2 separate regions of the Mus musculus genome follow, and region 2 is linked to region 1. The links are chromatin contacts, found by Hi-C or POLR2A ChIA-PET in ENCODE. All regions are on one chromosome and are shown on one strand. Each heading gives the region's core, a stretch centred on a gene start or an enhancer-like site at or near the end of the contact. The rest is flanking DNA. Distances are from core to core; before and after follow the strand shown. Region 1 holds the start of Nabp1 (nucleic acid binding protein 1). Region 2 holds the start of Gls (glutaminase).

Region 1 (5,844 bases), core at 918-3,417:
TAATCTTCTTGCCCTGCTGGTTTCCCCAAATTTTGCAACTTTTAATATCAACAGAATGAAACCAATTGTTTAGTGTGAGCAATTTTAAATGTGAATGACATCATTAAATCTAGATTAGCAGAATCAGACCAAAGTCTGGCTTTTTCAATGTTTCTTTGTACAACTACCAAGGTGGGTAACTTCATTAAAACATATATTATGATTAGTATTAGTATTGTAGTTCTCCCCATAACCTCCAAAAGAAGTGATTTTTGGGGGGGAAAAGACATGGACGTTAAAAAGATGTAATTTAGTGTCACAATGACTCAATGTCTGAGAATAAGATGCCTAAATTCTGACTCTCACTTCCTGCTTTGATGATACCTTACCTCACTTCCTGAAAATGTTGTAAGGCCTGTGAGATAGGATCAAAGAACTCCTGCCCAAAGACTCAATACTTCTACCATTCTCTTAGCTCAGCAGCAATTGTCAACTATTTTTCTGATGGCTACCAATAAAATTATTACAATTCTCCCAATCACAGAAGCTTCCATATTCTACTTTTAAGATTCTTTCCTGAACTTTTCTTAAGGCCAACATTTGGTAAGATTTTCAAGTCTATGAAAAAAAGTATTCCAACTCCATAACCAACTAAATACTCTGAATGAATCAAAGATTAACTTCTGCCACTGTGTATTATTTTGGGTTTTGTGAAACTCTGATCTTACAGATGAAATCATTTTCAAGAATGAGTATTCCAGATATTCATTCATGTCCATATCACAACGATGAGTATTGAGTACAAAAAAAGGTACCAAAAAAGGAAAGGGGTGGAAGACATTATACTTCATACACGAACTGATTAAAAAGGAAATGTGTCCAACTGGTGTGGCACACAGAACTGATTTCCAGGTATATCTCTGTGAGTTCGAGGACAGACTAGTCTATAGAATTGTTCCAGGACAACCAGGGCTACACAGAAAAACCCAGTCTCCAAGAAAGGGTGGAAAGGGTAATGTGATCTTTTATCAGCCTCACTGATAAATGCTCACTGACTTCCACACGGTATTCTCAAAAATAAAATTAACCTTTAAAATTGGAGGGGAGTTAAATCCCTACCTAAAACAAATTAGCTGTGAAGGTGAGCTGCTCCCAGTGAGGTCCACTAAAACAGCTCCCTTCTTGAAGTGGCCCATGGAAGAGCCAAACAACTTCAGAACCCCGAAGTCGGCCAAACCCACACCTACCCCAATTTATGCACACCTACCCTCTGGTCAACCGAATAATATCCCCTGTCTGTATGAGCCCTCCGATCTCATCCCACACAGAAATAGTGATGCTTCCCGTTCTATCAGCTACTTTGCAGGATCTCACTTCATGGCCGTCTTTGGTTTTGGTCACTCGTCCTGTGAAGATTTAAAAATCAAAAAGGGGAGAAGGAAAGGTGTGTTAGATAAGGAGTTCATTCGAGGGAGCTCTTTCACCCTCCTCTGGCTCGCTACGTGACTGACTTCTGTCCCCGGGTAGGATTCTGGGCCAGGAGCACGTGGGGTCGCGGGCGGGGAAGAGGTCCGAGCTCTCGAGGGTGTGGGGCGGGCTGCGGACCTCACTTACCTATCTCCAGGACAATAAAGACGACATTTAAGTTTTTCAGTCCGGCCTTAATGTCTTTTATAAAAAGTGGAGGGTCGTTGACCCCGTGCATACTGAGGCAGGTGCGGCTACGCTTCAGAGACCCACTAGGCAAGGCTTCCCACCCTCGGGGAGGGGCAGGGGCAGAGCCGGGGAGCAACCTGGGGCAAGATTGGCGACCGGGGTCAGGAAGCGGTAATTCAGGGGCCGGGTAAACCAGCCCTAGAGGCACGGAGCCAAAAGAAAATAAAAATGGAAAAGGGAGGGGAAAAAGACTCTCACAAGTTCAAAAAAAACAAAAAACCAAAAAACAAAACCGAAGACGCACTCCGCACCCTGAGCCCGCTCCCAAGTGGGCGGCGAGCAAACCAGCGTGCGCACTGCCGCCTCCGCTAAGGGAAAAGGGATCAGGAGACGGCCCTGCCCGAGTCCCGCTGTCCCTCACACAACACACGCACACGCGCGCGCCCCCTCCGTCCCAGGCTCAGGGAAGGTACGTGACAGCAAAACGGCAAGGCTGTTCACCAACCGCGCAGCCCGCGTCCCAAGCAGCAACTGGCGAACGCTCCCTCAGGCCGGCTTTATTAAGCCGCGCCCCGCCCCTTGTGGCGTCACGCGACGTCACCACGCCCACTAGCACGCCTCTGGGGCGGAACACAGCGCCACTGAGCTCGCAGCTTCCCTGGATCCTCCCCTACTGTCAGCACAAGCACCGCCTCCCGGCCGACCAATGGTCTCTCGGCCACACCCTCCTCCCGCTGGTCGCTCCACGTCTTCCGGGTTTCTGTAGGGCTGGGTCTTTTGGTGCTCCGAGGGAGACCTGGCTTCTTCTAATTCCTCAGGATCCTTCAGTAAGGCCACCTTTGCCCTTCAGTCCCGCGATCACGTGGAACTCAGATGTTCCGAACCCCGTGGTTAGAGCAAGTATGCAGTTGAGAAGGAACGGAGAGAGTGATCGAGCAGGATCAAGGAGAGAGAAAAAAGGGCGAACTAAAGGTGTCCGAGGCTTCCAAGAGAGTGGTTCCCAGTCGCAGGCAACTTGGCGATCAACCTTCGTACTTTAGAGGTGTTTAAATTGGGATCCAGAAACACGAGGTGGTCTTTTTAAAAGTAACTTGTAAATAAACCTCTTTTCATGCTGATAATAGCCATACATAGTTAAGTTCCACAGATATTTCATTTTTTCCTTAACCCTTTTCTTTAAATTGCACTTGGCTTTTATATAACTAAGATGAGTTAACCATACACTGGTGAAGGGGAACCTTAAAACAAAACCTGAAAGGGAGGGTTGTGCTTTGCCACCAAACAAGCTGGAGGCTAATTGTGTGACCTTGAAATTAGTTGGTTAAGCTTCCTAGCCAGAATTTAACAATCTGAACAATAAAACTAGGATCCTTGCCTCATAGAGGATAAAATGGGGTCATAAATAAATTGCCCAAGTACAGTCGCAAATAGATCTGTGATCAGTATTTCTTTTCATCAATTTTCTATTGAAAATAATTACCTGTTATTTAATCTCATGGTGAGTGATAATTTTAACCCCCGTTTACAAGTAATAAAACTCACTAGAGAATAACCAAACTGGATTTCAATTTAGGCAATCTTGACCCTAGGAGGCTTCAACCAGAAGTATTTTATGTTTAAGTAGTATGATTGTAACCCTCCAAAACAGATTGAAGAAATGGGAACAGCAGAGTATATTCTAGCATGTTAGAGAATCATATAAGCAAATACTGTGGAAAATAGAAAATGTATATATCAAAAACACACTTCTTTTTCTTTTTAAGGATAATACCGAGAAACAGCATAGAGAAAAGTTTAAGAATAAATAACAAGCCATGTTAAGAACATTGAGCAGCCTAGAGGTGAAGCACACCTTTAATCCCACCATTCAGGAATCTCAGGCAATCTGTGAGTTCAAGGTCAGCCTGAGCTACACAGAAACCTTGCCTTGAAAAACAAACAATATAATAGAGCAAAGTTGTGGCCAGGGATCTGGGTGGGGTGGGGTGGGGTGGGGGACCTAGCCACTCCCTGAATTCTCAACCATTTGCCCTCATAAAAAGGACTAAGAGGGATGCTCAGAATTATTTATATACACATTCCTTAAAGAGGTCCCAAACACTAAGAGACCAGGCCCTGTAGGGGTGTGCCCTAGGTGGGTTCTCGGGGCTGACCAACACTGAGAGGAGAGGTAGACAGACTCATGCACCCTATCCCCAAACCAGAAGACATCTCCAACTGATTAACGGCTCACAAATGAATATTAGTTCTAACAGTTTCACCTGGGCTACAAAAACAACTCAGTGACATTTTGGGAGGTTCTTTGTCTCCTAACGTCTCGTTGGGACTGTTTTGACTGGTCCTTACTGATTGTATATTATGGTTTCTGGTTTTGTACTATTTCTGTGTGTTTGAAAGAGTGTCACAGTGTCCATCTGATTCTTGTGCTTTTTTTTCCTTATGTTTTGTTTGTTTTATTATAATTTTTTAGATTCCTGTTTATTTTCTAACTGAGAAAGTGAATTTAGATGGGAAGGGAGGATCTGGGAGGAGTTGGGATATAATCAGAATATATGGTATGAAAAAAAAAAAACTATGTTCAATAGAACACACTTGCATGCCAAGAGAGGGAGGAGAGAGAGAGAGAGAGAGAGAGAGAGAGAGAGAAGAGAAGAGAAGAGAAGAGAGAAGCAGGCACTCTAAAAAGCAGAAGCTACTGCACAGGGCTGTCCCTCTGTCCCTGCCCTTCCTGGCCCTCCCTCCACCCAAGACAGACTCAGCTGATCCTCTCACTTCCTCCCCTAGCACAGAGCTCCCACAATAAAAATGGCACCACTTTCTCACAAACCCACAGGCAGCCTTGAGAAACTGCAACAAGAACACACAGTTCAATGGAGAGCATAGGTTTCAGCAACTCCTAAGTCACTTCTCAAAGATTATAGTTGATTAAGGATAAAATCAACTATGGGTGTGATGGTCCAAGCTCTTAAGGCAGCACTAGAGGCAAAGGCAGATCAATTGCTAAATGGTCTACACAGTGAGTTCCAGCCCAGCCAAGGCTACAAAAGGGAACCATCTCACAGAAAAAAATAAATAAATATATATATTAGACTTTTGCTGAGGCTGGAGAGATGGTTCATGGTTAAAAACATTGGCTGCTCTCCCCGAGCAGGCCCTGGGTTTGATTCCCAGCATACACAGGCAGGCAATACATATTTGTGGTACATAAACATACATGCTGACAAAATACCAGTACTCATAAAAATTAAAAATAAAAAGATAAAAACTTGCTATACTCATGTAACCATTCCCTAGAGTATATGCTGGCATGCATTAAGCATCTACTACATATCTGGCTCTGAACACTCCTCACAATTAGATTCAGTAGCTCTCTCAATGATACATGTTTCGTGACACCCCCCCCCCCAAAAAATCTGAGCTTTAAACCCTTATGCTTATAAAACTTTTTCTTTAAAAGAATATAAAATGTGTAAATCACTAGTTATCTAAATTTGTAATTGACTTTTTTGAAGGATTTGTAATTCAGAATAATCCCCAATGCCTGCTTGGGGCTGGAGGTCAGTGAAATATTCTAGAGGATAATGAAATTTTAGTTCCTCTTGGAAAGAAACTCATTGTTAAGTAGATTAATTCAAAGCATATTACTCTGTAATAATGAGGTAGGCAGCTTTGGCGTCTATGTTCTGAAACAGTTTTGGCTTTTATGTTCTATGTTCTATGTTTTCAGTATATCTTACCTCTCAATAGTTTCCTGAATTTGCTATTTATGGAAAAAAGCAAAAGTATATTGCCCAACAGAACTATATGGAAACAAATAACATATTATTGGTTCAAGTATATATATCATGATTTTCATACTTAAAGGATGTTGTAGACAATGCTCCAAGTCGTATGTCTAAAGAGCCTGGATAGGTCGGAGCTTCCACAAGGTCACAGTTGGAGCTTCCACAAGGTCACAGTTGGAGCTTCCACAAGGTCACAGTTGGAGCTTCCACAAGGTCACAGTCGGAGCTTCCACAAGGTCACAGTTGGAGCTTCCACAAGGTCACAGTTGGAGCTTCCACAAGGTCACAGTTGGAGCTCCCACAAGGTCACAGTTTTACAGAACTGTGAGAATGCTTAATCTGGATGTTTCCAAGAGTTGCTACTGTTTAACATTTTCCTGGTGTCCTTTGTAAAACTGAATGTACAAGCAAATACATAAAATAA
Region 2 (5,844 bases), core at 2,224-4,723, 750 kb after region 1:
TTATCTTTAGATAGTAAAATGTTACTCATATAACAACCTTATCAGACTGAAGATCTGTACACAATATAATAGATCTATTATAGATCTTATAATATAAGTAAGGTGATACTGCCTCCGACTTTTACAGGTTTTTGGAAAAAAGATTAAGTAGACAACTTGATCATATTTCAGCATCTACAATTTAAAATAAGGTTAATAAAAATATAAGGTCAAAACTAAGAAAAGAGAAACAATACGAACTAATAAGAGTGCTGTGGTTAAGCTTAAGTTTGCTCTGACCTTACTTCCTAGCAAAGTTTAAAAATTAAAAATGTAAACTGTTCAAATCACATAGTGTCATGTAAGACATGTTTATTTCAAGACAAACTTTCTTTGGGAACTAAAAATAAAAATTGACACAGTCTGAAATTCAAATATCAACACCCAGAACAGGTTTTTAGAGTAAAAGAACAAATTGTTATTTAGTGAATAAAGCTATATAGTTTTCAACACATGCCCACTGTATAAAGCAGCAACTCTTAATTTTCACATGGCCATTTCTTAGTAACACTATGAAGTCTGGCAGCCCTATGTGCTGCTGACTAAGGAAGGTCCATGCTCTAGAGGCTGACCATTTAGAAAGGGATAACTGGATCTAAGAGGAGCTGACCCCCTTGCCTTGGTGAGAGAAATGCACAGAAAATGAAAGCGTTCAAAAGAGGGAAACTTTACTTCTGGAAAACACATCAAACAGAAACTTTAACAAAGTTATAATACTTTCTTCCTATCTTCATTTTACATACATTCATGGCAGTTGTGGCTTGAACCAAATCCTTGATTAAAAGCTCTCAGGACTATCTTATCATCCTTTCTGAATTGTTTCTGAACCTGTTTAGTTGTTATCTAAATTTTGGTGTGCACACACATACACACACATCTAGTCCCTTAACTAAGGTAAATAAAGTTATCTTATTAGCACCTAACACTCTCCAGGAATCTGAGCAACTCTTGAGGAATTCCCTCCCTAAACTGGGTTCTTCCCCAGGGCAAGATGAGAGGGAACAGGATGGAGCATTAGCCAAGATAGCACTCCTAAATTATTGCTTTGAGATGATTTATTAATACCAATAGGGCGATGAAACCAGAAACTTCTAGGTAAACAAAACTTCATTTTCCTATCTGATTTTTTTTCTTTTTAAAAATGACACTAGAGTAATTTGGAAAACAAAAACAAAAATCCCTCCCACCCCCGAACCAGGGTACTTTAATAGAAAGTACCCTCCCATCCTGCAACCTGGATATTAACTGTTAAGAGTAAACATGTGTTTGTGCATGTGTGTAAACCAAATGATGGTAAGGTGAAGGTAAGGTATTTGACTAAACAAACAATACATCTTCTACTTTCTAAAACATTAGAGGTGCAAATGTAACCAAAGTGTAGGTTTTGAAAACAAAACAAAGCCTGGAGGAGGTTGCACATGCCTTTATTAATCCCAGCACTTGGGAGGCAGAGGCAGGCATATCCCTGAGTTCGAGGCCAGCTTGGTCTACAGAGTGAGTTTCAGGGCAGCCAGGGCTTCACAGAGAAACCCTGTCTTGAAAAGCAAAACAAAACAAAAACACTAAATGGGATTTGAGTCATCTAATCCAACACATGTAATAATGTGCCCATGATCATCAAGGTAGTTTGTGGTACAAAGCTACTATCACAGAATACCATCATTAAGTGCCTTTTTCCTTATTAAGGGTTTTTGTTGTTGTTTCATTTTGTTTTAAATAACATTTTCACTCTGGGAAAATAACCAGGAATGTTTTAGGAAGGTACCCACATCAATTACAGGAAACATTAAGCAGGCCTGAGATTGAAGTCATAAAATTCACACTTTCAGTTTGACTTAAGCTACTGTGCAGAGCTGGAAGAGAAGTAAAATGCAAAACAGGATACACCATATCAGTATAAAGTCAGAAAAATAGGATACAGAAAAAGCCTAAAAGTCAGTGTTTACCTAGTTGGGGAAACTATATTACACAAAAGCATTCAGCAAAGAAAACTCAATTTTGCTCTTAGGCTAAATTCCCACCCTATATACACAATGAGTCAACATCCTATCACAATCAAGTCCCTAAAACTACTTAGATTTTGTGTATTTTATGTCACCTTATTTTTGTGCTTTTAAAACAATTTTATCCTTTAAAAATCTGTCCACCGCACAGAAGACATCAGACAAGCCATCACTGGTCCCGATAGGAACAGGTGGTCCATGCTGCGTTCCTCGTCCTCTAGGCCACATGTCCCTATTCCGCCTAATCTCATTTCTGAAGCATTATTTCCGGTGGCCCAGATGGCTCTACGCACGCCAAAACGATCCACCTCAGGAGGATTAAGAACCCAAGGCCACATCTGGCATCCAGTGGGATGGTGGTGGAGGCTTACAGAATGGGGGAACTGCGGCCTGGCAAAAAGGTGAATCGGGAAGGTAGAAGCTCCGCTCTACGCCCGACTCCTCAATGTCACTCGGGAGAGATGGAGGTTCGCGTGGCATCACCCTCGCAGAGCCGGGGCGCTGAGCACGCGGCGCGGCCGGACAGCAGCCTCTGCCCGGCAGGGGCTTCAGCAGGCAAGACCCTCCCGGCGCTCACCCGTCACCCCGGGGCGACTCGCGCCGGCCACGGAGGGGAAGTGGGAGCAGGCGAGGGGCGCGGGCGGGGCCGGGCCTAATCACATGGCACAGCCGTCGCAGGCCGCCTGGCATCGCTTTCTTTCTCTTCCGCGAACCTCCGTTGCTAAGCCGCACCGCCACCGCCCACCGCCCAGGGCCCGACCCCTCCCCTCAGCCTCACCCACGCAACTCACTTGTCGCCCGCGGCCACCATCTCCTTGCCCTCGCTGTTGCCGAACGCGTCGGTCTCCCCCGGGCTGTCCTTGGGGCCCGGGGCTGCGGGTGGCGACGCCCCTGGCTGCTGCTGCTGCTGCTGCTGCTGCTGTGGCGGCGTACCCCCCTTCCCCAGCTCCTGTAGGATCTCCGAGGGCGAACTGGACAGGCCGCCCGCGCCGGGGCCCTTCGCGCGGCCGCCCCCGCCCCACCACGGGTGGAGTCGCGCAGCGGCCACCAGGCCAGCGGTCGGCCGGCTCCCGCCCCGGGGGCGCCGGCACAGCGTGCCGAGGGGCTGCGCGCGCCGCAGGACGGCTCCGACGGCGGCGGGCGGCCTTAAGAGCAGCTCCCGTAGCATCGCCGAGCCTCGCAGCCGCATCATACCGCCGGCGCCCGCTCGTCAGATGAGGATGCTTGGGGCGTGGGCGGCCGCTCTGCTCCCGGAACCGTGTCCCGCACGGCGGGGAGAGGACTGGAAAGAGAAAAAGTCCGGGACGGGGTGTGGCCCCAGCTCCGCCGCTCCCGCCGCCAACGCCGCCGCCCTCGCCGCCGCCGCCGCCCAGCCTGCAGCCAGCCGAAGTTGCTCTGGCCGCCGCGAGCTCCGCACTGAGACTGACGCTCAAGGGAGGGCTGGAGACATACCAGGCTCACCAACCGGGGGCGGGAGGACGCTGACGGCCTGCCCCCTGCAAGCTCTTCCATTGGCTCAGCCTGCCGACCTCTCTTCTGATTGGCTAGAGAATCGGTCAAATTTGTCTCCGCGCCCGTACGCAGTCCCGCTGGGTCCTGGAGGGCGGGGAGAAGGACGACTGACGTGTGTCAGCCCCGCCGACCGCTCTTCCCCCTTGCCTCGGGCCACCTGAGGCCAAGCTGGGCGAGGACCCGTAGCTCCGGAGTCTGGCCATTCACCAGGCAGGTGCGCTCCAGGGAAGCACGTCCTCCAGCTATTGAGGAAGCTGGAGTGCGCCTGTTCAGGCCGCCCAAGGCTGGAGGGAGGCTGGCGGTGGCAGATCGTCTGGTCCAAACCTACTGCTCGCCCCCTCGGTTAGGGGAATGTGTCCGCCCCTCTGAAGGCATCGGTTCTGCCAAGGCCGCCCTGACTAGCTTCATCCCTCTCCCAAATGTGCTTAAAACTTTCCATGGTTGGCTACTGCCCAGAAGCGAAATGTTTTGGAAAAAATGAGCAAAATCCTTTCAGCTATGCAACTTAAGACATTTAGAACGTTTGAGCGTAGGAACAACGAAGAATAGAGAAAAAGCCAGAGTAAGGGTGGATCTCTTCTATCTTCTACAAGATTTCTCCAAATCTTTTGAACGGCGATTATTTCATTAGTACCAGTTGACTTGAAAGCAAAATACTGCAGATCCTTTTTCTATTTTAAAAGCCATTTTAAAATAGAAGCATCTGAATACCATGTCTCAAAACTGTTTCAGCACAGCATCACCTCATCCATGTATCCTTTTAGATGTGTGTGCATCATATGTTTCCTGAGTCTGCACACATATACCACTCAGGACTAAAACCGCTTTTTAAACCATTTCCTGAAACAGATAGGCTTAAATGCATAGATTCACCAAAGTTAGCAGGATATGTAATTCACCAGATTTAGTAATCCAATCAATCTGTACATGTTGAACGAGATTAGTAACCAAAGAATCTGACTGTGCCTACAGGCTTGTCATGCTCAAGTTTTTGTTTTGTTTTCAACCTGCTCTTTAGATAAAAATAAAAAGTGTGAAGGAAATGACCTTGTGGGGGGAAAAAAAGCCAGAATTTTATATTACTTGGGTGGCTTTTATTATTGCTTAAGGTTAGTTTGTCAAAAATATTAATATTAGTGAATCAAAGTTATATATTTAGGAAAAACAATACATTCTAGGGGAGAGATAGCAAATGTTACCCTTAATAATATCTAACTTTGTCTTTCTAACTTATGGGTTGCTTTCAAACCTTAGTGTTGTTCAGTTTCTTACAAACTAGTTATCTGTTTTTACTGCCTCTTTTCTCTTTTTTCTCAACCCCATCCAGACTACTCACCAATCCAGTCAACGTTTTCATGCCAGTTCTTCCTAGTTTCTTCCATTGCTCAATGAAATGACTTCTGATGATTAAAGGTTTAAACACTTTCTAGTATATTTAACAATTAGGAACTTAGGATATGACTCAGTGGGTAGAAGGGCTCCCTGCTCAAGCATGAGGATCTGCAGGTCCGACCTCAGGCACTTACCTACAAACCATGCCTGGAGTGGAGACAAGTCCCTAGGACTCAGAGCTAGTCACGCTAGCTGAATTGGTGAATTTTAGAACCTCTGACCTCCACACAGAGGAAAGTGAGCTGCACATATGTGCATGCATGCAAACAGACAAGAATAGAAAAAGAAAAAGATAAAAGTAAAGAAAAGACATGCATTGGTAGACTATTTTTAGAGTTTCTACTTTTCAGAATGAACTGATAAGAAAGGGCAAATGTTACTTCTAACATTTGGAAGACCTGAGTTTACCAAGGTTGGACATCTGAGGTAATAATAAAACAACTAACAAGAAAGCTACAACAAATCAAAACTATTACAAACTGAATAGAAATATGGCAGGAAACTTTGATTCTTCTAATCTTAGATATTTTTATCTTCAACAATATTTATTCATACAACTTTGGAAACTGTGTTTGCATTATATTAAAATTAACCATATCACCTGTTATCCAAACTACCAGTATCAAAATACTTTATACACATATAATAATCTAAGGAAATACCTGCAAGAAGAAATGTTCTGCGTGTTAGGCCGTCAGAGACTCTCTTGAACTTCTACTTTGCTAAGTAGGATGCAGTTCCACAGGCCTGTTGACGTAACCATCCAAGGGTGGAACTGGAATGTGTGTACTTTGCTTCTGCTATATGCTGAAGAATGTTACTGAGCTTGCCCCTGAGCATCTGTCTTCTTCGTGGCCAGGAAAGGCTAGCTAATGCCTCAAGATTGTAACATACCCTC

The links. A loop is a pair of places that touch in the nucleus more often than their neighbours do. ChIA-PET counts read pairs that join two places held with the same protein, here RNA polymerase II (POLR2A).
Region 2: a map of heart shows a loop between it and region 1 (4-fold over the local background). The contact joins the promoter of Gls here to the promoter of Nabp1 in region 1. A Hi-C loop is called at or near these places in 1 of 37 maps with a recorded cell type or tissue (heart). POLR2A ChIA-PET finds 5 or more read pairs at or near these places in 2 of 5 experiments (both embryonic stem cell).

What each region holds. Positions count from the first base shown.
Region 1 is chr1:51,476,232-51,482,075 of GRCm38, forward strand. It overlaps Nabp1 (nucleic acid binding protein 1), which reads right to left and starts at 2,168. Exons shown (of 6, transcript NM_028696.3): 1 at 1,594-2,168; 2 at 1,247-1,385. The coding sequence starts at 1,684.
Region 2 is chr1:52,229,759-52,235,602 of GRCm38, forward strand. It overlaps Gls (glutaminase), which reads right to left and starts at 3,474. Exons shown (of 18, transcript NM_001081081.2): 1 at 2,834-3,474. The coding sequence starts at 3,234.